Linked DNA regions of Mus musculus: region 2 is linked to region 1. A link is a contact called in ENCODE Hi-C or POLR2A ChIA-PET data. All regions are on one chromosome and are shown on one strand. Each heading gives the region's core, a stretch centred on a gene start or an enhancer-like site at or near the end of the contact. The rest is flanking DNA. Distances are from core to core; before and after follow the strand shown. Region 1 has its middle 43 kb from the start of Rnu6. Region 2 overlaps Gm41530 (a long non-coding RNA gene).

Region 1 (5,525 bases), core at 1,454-3,953:
CAGCGATCACATCTTGGCCTTGTCTTGGTTTGATCACACCCAAGAACTGATTTTGCCTCTAAAGCTTGTACTTTGTAACATTGTTAAAGGCTCTGAAAACTTTGTTATTTTGTTTTTGGAAACGGAAATTCATGCTTAGCAGTCTGGTGTGGCTTCCTCTGAAGGAGATGGTTGTGAGGGCAGGGACCCTGTGACCTTTTAACTGTGAAAGACCAGTTGCTTTGAGGGTCCAGTTCCGGATCAAAAAACCTCACCAAGGGGGACAAAGAAACATGAAGACAGCTCCAGGAGCCTGCTTTGGCCACAATGACTGCTGTATGGACCACCGGGAAGTAGCTGGATGTTGGTAACTGGAATGACCACAAGATGGCGCTACAACATGTCATTGCAAATGTATGTTTCCTTGAGAAGCATGGAGAGATAGAAGATGCTGCACTGCGGTCATAGGAGAAACAGGCATGTCCTTTGGGACTCCCGGCCATCACCTAATTTACTTACTAAGCTCCAGTGTTTAGACAGAGCTTCCTTACTTGCCTGGCTGGTCAGCAGGGCATAGCTTCTAGTGACAGAGGCTGACTGTCTCACTTGCTGGAAAGCCCTCTCTGATGAGCATTGTGGAGGCGCTACAGTGTTGGTGGACAGAGGTACAGACACGGTGCTATGGAAGTCTAGAGGACACCAGTTAGGGCTGCTTTTTAACTCTCTCCTCACCAAAGTATTCCTCCTTTGCACTTAATAGACAAAGGATTTTGTTTAATGCATCATTGAGAAAACAGAATAAGACAAAACACAATAAAAGGCCAAGCAGATAAACAGGACAGAAAGACTGGCTGCTCAAACAAGAACTCTGTGGCCACGCTAGCAGCTGGACAGTGTCCAGAGGAGACCATCCCTGAGGCACACTGTTCTCCCTGCTCCTTAGAGGCAGGGCAAGAGATTAAACAGCAACAGATAAAATTAATTATAAAGAAACAGTTTATGTAACCGGATATATCAGAACATGGCCATTTTGATACGTTAGGAATGGCAGGCCACAGTTACATTTAATTCTGAAGCTTTATAAATCTAGCATGAACCTCATTTACACTCTGCTTCAGTTCATCAGCTTCAACTGGTAGTCCCCCACACGGCTGCCTCAATGAATGGCTCAGCGTTGGTGTCAAGGGCCTACCTAGGTTGGCTTGGTATAAAGTGTTTTGTACCCACGGTCAGTGTCAGCAGGTAAGAGGGCACCTGTCCTCCTATGGGCATGCTCAGAACACTCTACCTACTTGAGTTTGGCAGTACCCAAGACAGAGCCTATTTCCCCAAACTCTGCCTGGACCTGAAAACTAGATTTTGCACTATTTGCTATTAATGAAGCTAGTTATAGGTCATATTTATATTCCTGGATCAACTCCCAATGTCTAATAATGGGGAGAAAGAGATAACTAAGAGACGAAGGGTCAGGAAACCCACTGTTCACTGGCACGTCAGTAGTCTGCTGCAGGGCTCAAGCTACCACTTTGGCCAAGTGACTGGGGGTGACTGCTCCCCATTTTGAGTTTGTTTTCTGGCCCTTCCTCATTGACTTTGGTCAACTGAATAGGGTGGAGGTGAGGGGTGGCCGTGACATTGGGTCTTAGGGACACTTGTAGTTCCACTCATGGCTTGCAAACTTTGTATCCAGTCCGGCTTGACAGCTTTTACCTGGGGCTAAGACCAGGGGGTTTTGGACTCCACAGCAGCCTGGCAACTTTCTCTCAAAAAAAATTAAAATGAACTGATTTCCATCAATATTAGGACAAAGCAACTGCAGTAACCGCTGATAGTACTACAGACCCAGGGAACAAGGTCACACCCTTGCAGCCTCAGGCAGCCCCCCCCCCCCCAATCCAGAGTCACAGTACATGCTCATGATCTGATGCCAGCAAGTCTCTGGTGGCTTCTCTGAAGCGCAGTTTCAGCCATATACTTAGAAAGCACAACCATGTGGAGATTGAAGAGGCCAACTCTGACTGAGAGAGAAATCCCCTAAGACAAGGGAAGACAGTCTTCACAGAGAATGGAGGACATCTATGGGAGACACACATTTATGCAAGCAGGACCATTCCCTCTCCCTAGGCAGGAGACAAAAGAAGCTGTTGGGTCCCCTGATAAGGGAAGAAGCTCGCAGAGGTAGGAGATTCGAGCCCACATGGAAGTCCCAGTTGCCACACTAAATTTAGAAGCAGTGATTATAGAGACTTCGAGGGAAAGAATAGGAATGTGAGAATTTCACACTCAGTCAAACTATTGTTGGACTTGAGCGGAGAAGAAAACTGTCTGACCACCCACACACAGAGTGATTATTCAGTAAAGCATATCGCCCACCCAAAAGTAAAACACTCAGAGATGGAGAGTCCAGCTCCAAATTCCAGTCTTTTCCTAACTCTTCCCTTAAAAAAAAAAGTTCCAAGTCAAATTAGTCTCCCACGATGGTTATAAACAGGGTGTATTGGTCCAGTGAGTCTGGGAACACGCACGTTTCCTTAGCAGTGACTAACATGATGGCACACCCATTTCCCCCAGTGCCTGCCAACTATTCACCCCCCCCCCCAGTTCTCTCCTAGGCTCCCCGTCTCAGTAGAGGACCTCCCACTGCCACCAAGCCAGAGGAGAGGAAAGTCATGAAGGTTGACTGGCTGCTGCTGGTCCTGAGTCAGAGCTCTGTGTCACCCTGCGTCGCACGCAGATGTCTGATAGGATGGATATGATGCAGAACATCCTGGGTATTTTGGAGCCACGCCCACACGTGCCTACTGGGGCACTGCCCATGGAAGAAGGAACCACAAGTAGCTACTAACCAAGCTCCAGGGTATCCCTGCTGTCCCCGGTCCTGGGAATGAGGCAGTGTCCACTCTCGGTCTGATTGCTGTGTGTTAGCAGCTGTCTGTGAGTCCCAGAAATAAATATGTAATATTGAGCTGCCAGTCTAGACTTAAAGATCCAAATAAGCTCAATTCAGAAGCATGAGAGATGAATGGAAGCCTGGGCATGGCCACTTACTACTTATAGATAGAAGTGCTCACTAACAGCTCCAAAGCTCATGAATAAACTCCAGTGAGAGGGCTGGAGAGATGGCTCAGTGGTTATGGGCACTGGCTGTTCTTCCCAAGGTCCTAAGTTCAATTCCCAGCAACCACAGGGTGGCTCACAATCATCTATAAAGTATCTGGTGCCTCCTTCTGGCATGCAGAAGTACATACAGATAGAATACTCACATAAAATAAATAACTATTCAAAACAAAACAAAAAACCACCAACGAGAAAGAAAAGAGATAAAGCCACAGCTTCATCAAGCTCCCTTCTCATCTCTGCCAGAGAGAAAAGAAGCCAGGAAAGAGGACTCTGGAAACTCCACAAGCCAACCTGACCTAGTGGACATTAGCAGCCTGCTAAGTCCATGGTACAGACTGCAATGATTTCCAGATGCTCATGGAACATGGATCAAAACAGGCCATACTTTGGACTTTAAATCAAGTCTACACAGTGACCAGAACCAAGATCACACACAGGGTGCTTCCTCCAACTGGAGGCATACCCACCCTGTGGTAGAGCAATTCCCTAGAATGCACAAAGCCATGGATTAGATCTTGACACCAAACGCACACATGGGAACTAAATTTGCAATCTGTAATGGAACTCTGAATAACCTCCAATTACTTGGAAACTAAATGACACTCCTTTCTGTTGCTAGACTGTGAAAGTCAAGTCCCAAGTGTGTTAGGTCCGATGGCTACACCGTGAAGCACCTGGAGGTCTGGGCAGACAGGGCAGAAGGACCCTTTCTCTCAAGCCAGAGGCCCATAACTCTGTCACTGGGCAGAAATCTGGGTGCTGGCAAGGCTGCACACCTGGAGGCATTAGGGGAGAATCTATGTGCCCCCTCAAGTTCTGGTGTGCCTAGACACCCTGGCACTGATCGTCTCGTATTCCCCATCTCCTTCGTGCCCACACGGAGCTCTTCTTGCTGCCTGTCGTGATCATGCAATGCCAATAAACACACCGGTATGTTTTCCACAGTGTCTGATTTACTGGACAACAGTACATTCACAGAGCTTAGCAGTTTCTTTTTTCTTTTTTTTAATGAATAGACAAAAATGCATTTATTCTCTAAATAATAATACATATATGTAAGAATACAAATATTATAGTGGGTTGTTTGCCTAGTGCCCTAAGTAATAATAATAGCTATTATTATTATTACTATGTAGATTTTTCTTTTTAAAAATTTATTTTATTTTTAGCTTATTTTTTACACTCCATATTCCATTCCCCGCTACCCCATCCACCCTCTGACTGCTCCACATCCCACACCTCCTCCTCACCCCACCCTGTCTCCACGTGGGTGCTCCCACCACCGACCCCATCTGACCTCTTAACTCCCAAAGTGGGAGCTCAAGTGGAGGTCCCAAGGCCTGACACGATTACTAAGGCTAAGGAGCACTCACAAAAAGGGAGCTATCATGACTGCCCTCCGAAAGACCCAACAAGCAGCTGAAAGAGTCAGATGCAGATATTTGCACCCAACCAATGGACAGAAGCATCTGACCCCTGTTGTTGAATTAGGGAAGGCTAAAAGAAGCTGAGGAGAAGGTCGATCCTGTAGGAGGACCAGGGGTCTCAATTAATCTGGACCCCCGAGATCTCTCATACACTGGACCACCAATCAGACAGCATACACCAGCTGATATGAGGCCCCCAACACATATACAGTAGAGGACTGCTGGGTCTGTGTTCATTCAGAGATGATGCACCTAACCCTCAAGAGACTGGAGGCCCCAGGGAGTTTAGAGTTTAATAGCTTCAATGGTAGCATCTTGTCATGTAATTCTACGTACCTTGTAATCTGGCTGAAGCAAGTGTGTGTGTGTGTGTGTGTGTGTGTGTGTGTAATTTCAATGTCAATCACTAGTATTGACTCCAGTATCACACAGCACACAGTAAAGAACTGGGGACTCTGAGCTGTCATCCACCACTGCTAAAGCCAGTTAGCAATCTTACTCCAAACAGCCTTGAGTGTGCTTTGACCTTAGCCTGGGGGAACTGTGAGGCCGTGTACTGCTCTTGCCCTCCTTTCTGCAGCTTCTCACACTGTCTGAGAAGAAAAGCAATCATACAGTGGTTAGTGGAGCTCATTCTAGACCTGCAACTAGGGTCTGACCCATGAACACCAACTAAGAAAAGTCACTGTAACGATACAAGGAAGAGAGAGTTTGGTTGTCCCAGCAGAGGCTGTGAAACACATGTATGACTGTGACTAAGCGAATAACCAGAGCAGAGAGACACGTGATGTGACAAAACACAGACAGAACAAGATCACCTAATGCAACATCACACCAAAGACACTTGCAAGTCTAAACAAGGGAGGTTGCATCATAACCACTGTGTGTGACCGTGCATGGTCCAGAGAACCCAACCTATAAAAGAGACAGCACACACTATGGGCTGGGCACGTAGCTCTGCTATGGCCCTTGCCTGGCACATACTGGGCGCTGGTATCA
Region 2 (5,319 bases), core at 403-2,902, 180 kb after region 1:
TCAAGTTACAAGGACCCTACCCCTAGGAAAAATTCTTCTTTAAACATCAGTCTTTGTAAGCAGGTCAATGGGACCAGTGTGCTCGGGGATTAGTTGTGGCTAAGTCCTGCTGAACTAAGGGCCAAAGCGGAAACAAAGACTGTCCAGCTTTCATGATGCTATCTCATACACGCCACGCTGCAGTGGTACCTCACACGCTCAGGACATGCCACACACCCTAGTGCTGACACACACACTCCACCATGGTAGAGGGCCTCCACCTATTCACTGCACAAGACTGGCTTCTGGCAGCCATATTGCCAGGTTCATGGATCCACTGGGCATCTGGGTCTCTAATTTTAAATGAGAGCTGCAGCTCTGAGATGTGTCAGTGTGACCTCGCCTCTGCAGCTCAGGCCCTCTTAGCTTCACCTCCTCCAACTCAAATCAGTATGCACTTCAAGCATTATCTCAGCAGGGAGGAGGGAGCCATCATGGGTCTGATAGGCGGGCAGCTGTTTCCCTCTTCCCGGCTCCCTGCTTCTCAGCCAGCCGCTTCTGTCTTCTCTCTGCAGCCTGGAGGGAGACAGTTCCAGCTCTGGCTGTCACCCAGACCCTTACTGTCCTTGAGGACACTGGTGGATGTGACTGAGCTAGAAAGCCTCTCTGCATGTGTGCAGGGAAAGGGGGGCGGGGGGGGGGGGGAATCCTTTCATTCCAAAAATCAACACAATAAACAAAGAAAGCCATGCTGGGAGGAAAAAAGGCAGGTTCACCAAAAGTGGTGAGACAGTGGTCCTCTGCCCAGCCCCATTCAGAAATGGCAGAGCCCTGTTTCTGCAGGGGAGGGGCATGTGGGCACAGAAACCTTCAGGGAAGTGGAACATGGTTCCTGAGAACTCAGTGGGCCCAGAGCACAACTAGTGCTGTGACAAGGTCTGTTGGGCTAGATGCCTGGCTAACAGTGCAGAGCACCCTGGATGGGTCTGAAGGCAGAGATGATGTCTGGAAGGCCCAGTTTCCTCTGTGGTAGGTGTTCAGTTATGGACCACTGTGTTTGTTACAGAAGGCAGGGAAGTGAGCCTAGGTGGCCTGACTCTGGCAGGAAATGGAGCTCTCAGCCAGAAGTCTCACTGTGCACCTCCACATGCTGTTTGTTTCAACTTGATCCAATTGTTCAGCATGAGAAAACATCCCGTAGGGTGTGTTGGGGGGGGGGGTAGTGGAATCCTGCAGGATATTGTTCTCTGAGTCCCACCCGTTGAGCAGCAACAATGGTATACTGTCCTTTTTTCTGCTGAACATTGCTATCAGGTTTCAGTTTGGTCCTTTTGTTTTCTAGGGTAGAGTTAAAAACAACCCTGGTGCGCACACACCGTGGCACAAATCAGAAGCAACACAGCACCTTTCATCCGTCGCCCAATGTCGTGATTCCACGATATCATGAAAACCTCACGTTTGTCCTTGCTCCTGACCTACAGCTCCTGAGGGCCCTAGAATCTCCCAAGTGGAGGTTGGATCTTTTTGCGTACAGGTGGGACGGCTGTGACTGGAGTTGCTCTACAGGATGCGGCAGAGTTACATGGGTGGGACAACGAAGCTGAGAAGAGGGATTATGGCTTGTTTCCTCTAGGGAAGGCTCTAAGGCCGCCCCATAAGTATAAGGTCAGTGAGTTTCAGGCAGCGGGAGGGCAGTGGGTGTGGCAGCTCCACCCCTTCCGGAAGCTCCACCCCTTCCTCCTCTACAGCCTTGTGTGCTTCTAGTACCCTCTTTAACCATCTGAAAAAGCATGTGTCTTGCTGAGTCCCCTGAGCTGCTCCAGGAAATGAACAGACCCTGAATGAAGAGGTGGTGAGGCCCTGGATTACAGCTAACTAATCTGTACGGGTCACAGCTGGGAACCGCCATCGCCTCCTGAACTGGCAATGGTCTTGGAGCCTGCACCCTCGACCTGCAGCATCTGATGCTGCCTCTAGGAAGTCAGGGTTAAAACTGAATTAACAGATACCAGCTGAACTGGTGTCTGAGGGAGACCCCGGTCACGGGTGTGAGACTTTGTTTTCTCCTGTCTGCCTGCCTGCCCCCAGAGCTTACTCAGGAAGGCATTCCCCTTCACTATGTGTTGTGCTCTGGCATTTAGGAACACCCCTCAGAGGATAATGCTCCCCAACTCCTCTTCTGGGTGTCTTGGGCACTTGAAAGCACAACCACTTCCATGATGCTTTGCCATGTCTAGACAGCGATCACTAGAGACAGCTGAGAAAATAAAGATGGCCAGGACATATTTTTGCAAAGTTTGAGGTAGTGTTGGGATATTAAAATCCCATTCCATCTGCATATCTATACAAGCAGAGTTTTGTTCAGCCTGACAAACAGAGGAAGCACCAAGGCATGCCACCGTAGCAGGGTCCTGCAGACATGACAGGGCGTGAAGTAATGAAAGTCACAGCAGAACAATTCCCCGTGACTCCTCTGAAATGAGTTCCCAGAAACAGAAAGTAGATGGTGGGGGCCAGGCTTGGAGGTGGGTGGAGTCAGGGAAGGGGAAGCCTTTGTTTTGTGGGTACAGTCTCACTTTGGGGAACTAGAAAATCCCTGAAGATGGGCAGTTGGTGATAGTGGTTGCCTGGTGAGAATGCTTCCCGCACAGGACTGCATATTTCAAACACTACATGATAGTATTTTATCACACTATCCACACTCCCATCCTCTGTCTGACCAGCATGAGCTCTGCCTTACCACCAAGATTTATCGCTTCACAGTGGATAAGGGAAGGTGGCAAGACATAGCCAACCTTCCTGAAACCCCAGGCCATCAGAGGTGACCATCTACAGAATCTGTCCATGTTCCAGGCAGCTCCATCTGCAAGCCACTAGCCTCAGGAGTCATACCTTCTGTATGAAGTGGCCCTTCCTTCCACTCATTGTCCCAGTAACCTCTGGGATTCCTTGAAGTAGCCACAGATCCTGCATCCAGGGACACCACCCTGTCGCCATGGCAGTATTCTTGTGGCACTTGGTTTCTGATGGTAGCAGAGGTGTGTTGTAAAAGATTCTGGATCTTGGGCTGGAGAAATGGCTCAGTGGTTAAGAACACTGACCGCTCTTCCAGAGGTTCTGAGTTCAAGTCCCAGCAACTGCATGGTGGCTCACAACCATTTATAATAGGATCAGATGCTCAATTCTGGTATGTCTGAAGACAGCTACAATGTACTCACATGAATGAATAAATAAATAAATAAATTTGGACCTTATCACCATAACAGATTTGAGGAGACAGAGAGATTTGCTTTGATTTAAATAATACCCAGCATGCACATGAATGGAAATCTCTCATGGGACTCATTGATGTGTAGGGTAGAAGGGAGGGACACAGGAAGAAGTAATGCCATCTGGCTTCTTTCATAGCATCTTGTCCCTTCCCATGAGCCTCTTTGAGTCTATACTCAAGGGTTTGATTGACATTAGGACTCAGTTTATCCATTGGGCACTTAGGAGTCCACGAGGGTTGGAGTAGAGTGCCTGTTTACTTTGAAGGCAATTTTTCCCTCAGCTTCGCTGGTTAGCAGCGCCTGCTCACATGTGCTGTCACCTTTGCTCGCTTTGTCCACAATGAGCCACCTCTGACCTCACGCCCCAAGATGTGCCAGGCAACAGCAGATAACATTTTCTTTCACTGAGTTTCTGGGTCAAGCAAGCTTTGTGGCTTCAAAGTCAATAAGGAAAGGTGATAAGACGAAGCCAACCTGCAGCAGCTGGGTCTGGCGAGGCCCATTTATCTCGCATGTTCCTGGACTTTTTTTTGCTACTTCAGAGCCTCAGCTGTTCCCAGAACATTGCACGTCGGTCAGTCCAGCCATAACTGCCTCTCTCTCGGTTTCTTACATCCCACTGAGAGGCCTGGCTCAGGGAAGGACTCAGCCAGTCTGAGTTCCTCTCTCATTAGCAGTGGTGCCTCATGTTGGCAGGACCACAACAGTGGGGAACATGTGGAAGAGATAAACACTGGCCTTCAAGAGCTCCCTAGCCGTAGACAGGAACACAGACACACTAGTAACAGCAATGGAGACCACAGCTCGGGGACCCTGGGATATGACGAGGGACACATATTGATGGCAGTCTTCCCCAAGAGCTGACTCAAACCCAGCAGAACCTAGATAAGTCCAGTTCAAGCAGAGCCCCACCCACCCGCTCCCAAGCTCCCACGGAATGGGTGAAAGGACCACAGGCCTGTCTAAGCAAAGCAGACTGCTTTCCTGGGGTGTGTCTTCCAAAAGCGGCTTGTTTTTAAGAGAGTATGTCTAAAGTAATGTGTTGGTGATAGTAAGATGACAGAGACGGCCTGGAAGAGTGGGGGCTGGGATGTATCAAGAACAGGCTCATACCTGAGCAGGAAAGATCAGTGACCCCACATCCCAAGGCTCCTAGGAGAGCCACAGACTATTTCCCGGGCAGAGGACCCTGATCCTGATGCCTCTGTAGCTGAGGTGGGACAGGAAGATCTGCAGAGAACTTCCTTCTCTATGAAGCCAGTGCCCTGATAGATAACAAGGATTGGGTAAGGAAGAGGCAGGATGAGGAGGAGGCACTGGGAATTGTCATTCTCCAAGCCTATTCTCTCTCACCGTGCCAAAGGACCAGCTCTTCAATAGGCCAGGAGGAAGCAGAGACATCTGCAGACCCCCAGGCCAATCTGGTCCTGTGTCTCTTTGGCTGCATGTCTTACAGGGATCCATCGGAGCTATGAGCTCTCTTCACTGGGATGTGTGGGAGCAGGAAGCTGGCCTAAGAGTGTTATCCATCCGTGCACAAAGTGCACCCTGCTGTTCTCAGCCTTCCTCTGCATGATCGGATTTTGGTTTATGTGACTATGGCCTCTCATTCAGACTTCCAGGAGCATGGAGTTAACCCTGAGCCAAAGGCTAAGGAGGCTGGCCTTGAACCTATCTCTTTGAGAGGATAACATGGTCACTTGCCCTCAGTGACCTGTGTGCTTGCTAGACCTGGATTTTTTTTCACCCTGAGCTTCTTTTGCCTGGGGACAATGTAAGTCTAGATACCTCCCTAGCTTGAGCCCAACGGATCCATTAGGACAGGCCTCCACTCCTCCAATCCCAGAGAGCACCCTTTCTGACAGAGAGTGACTCAAGTATTCCTGTATCATGGGAGAGGTTCACAAAGCTTTACATAGAGGCCATCATGACAAGGCCCCCCAGGATTTGCCTAAAATGCAAATCCCTGTCTGCTTCTTTTCCTGTGTGCTGCTAGCCTATCCCACTCTAAAGGACCAAACAGCATTGCTCAGAGCCCCTGGGCTCTTGGCTCCAGCTCACTGCTTCT

Evidence for each region. Hi-C counts contacts between places; a loop is a spot of excess contacts on that map. ChIA-PET counts read pairs that join two places held with the same protein, here RNA polymerase II (POLR2A).
Region 2: a loop to region 1 is called in a map of T-helper 17 cell, with 5 times the contacts of the local background. The contact joins two enhancer-like sites. A Hi-C loop is called at or near these places in 2 of 37 maps with a recorded cell type or tissue (T-helper 17 cell and regulatory T cell). POLR2A ChIA-PET finds 5 or more read pairs at or near these places in 1 of 5 experiments (embryonic stem cell).

Annotation. Positions count from the first base shown.
Region 1 is chr17:13,472,255-13,477,779 of GRCm38, forward strand. No RefSeq gene overlaps it. Among named protein-coding and RNA genes, the nearest start is that of Rnu6, 43 kb to the left of the region's middle. Within about 2 kb of position 2,704, at least 2 of the 3 ENCODE cell types and tissues checked have a DNase peak (open chromatin) inside an H3K27ac peak, as active enhancers do.
Region 2 is chr17:13,657,624-13,662,942 of GRCm38, forward strand. It overlaps Gm41530 (a long non-coding RNA gene), which reads left to right. Exons shown (of 2, transcript XR_876607.3): 1 at 1-1,513. Among named protein-coding and RNA genes, the nearest start is that of Gm41530, 4.4 kb to the left of the region's middle. Within about 2 kb of position 1,653, at least 1 of the 3 ENCODE cell types and tissues checked has a DNase peak (open chromatin) inside an H3K27ac peak, as active enhancers do.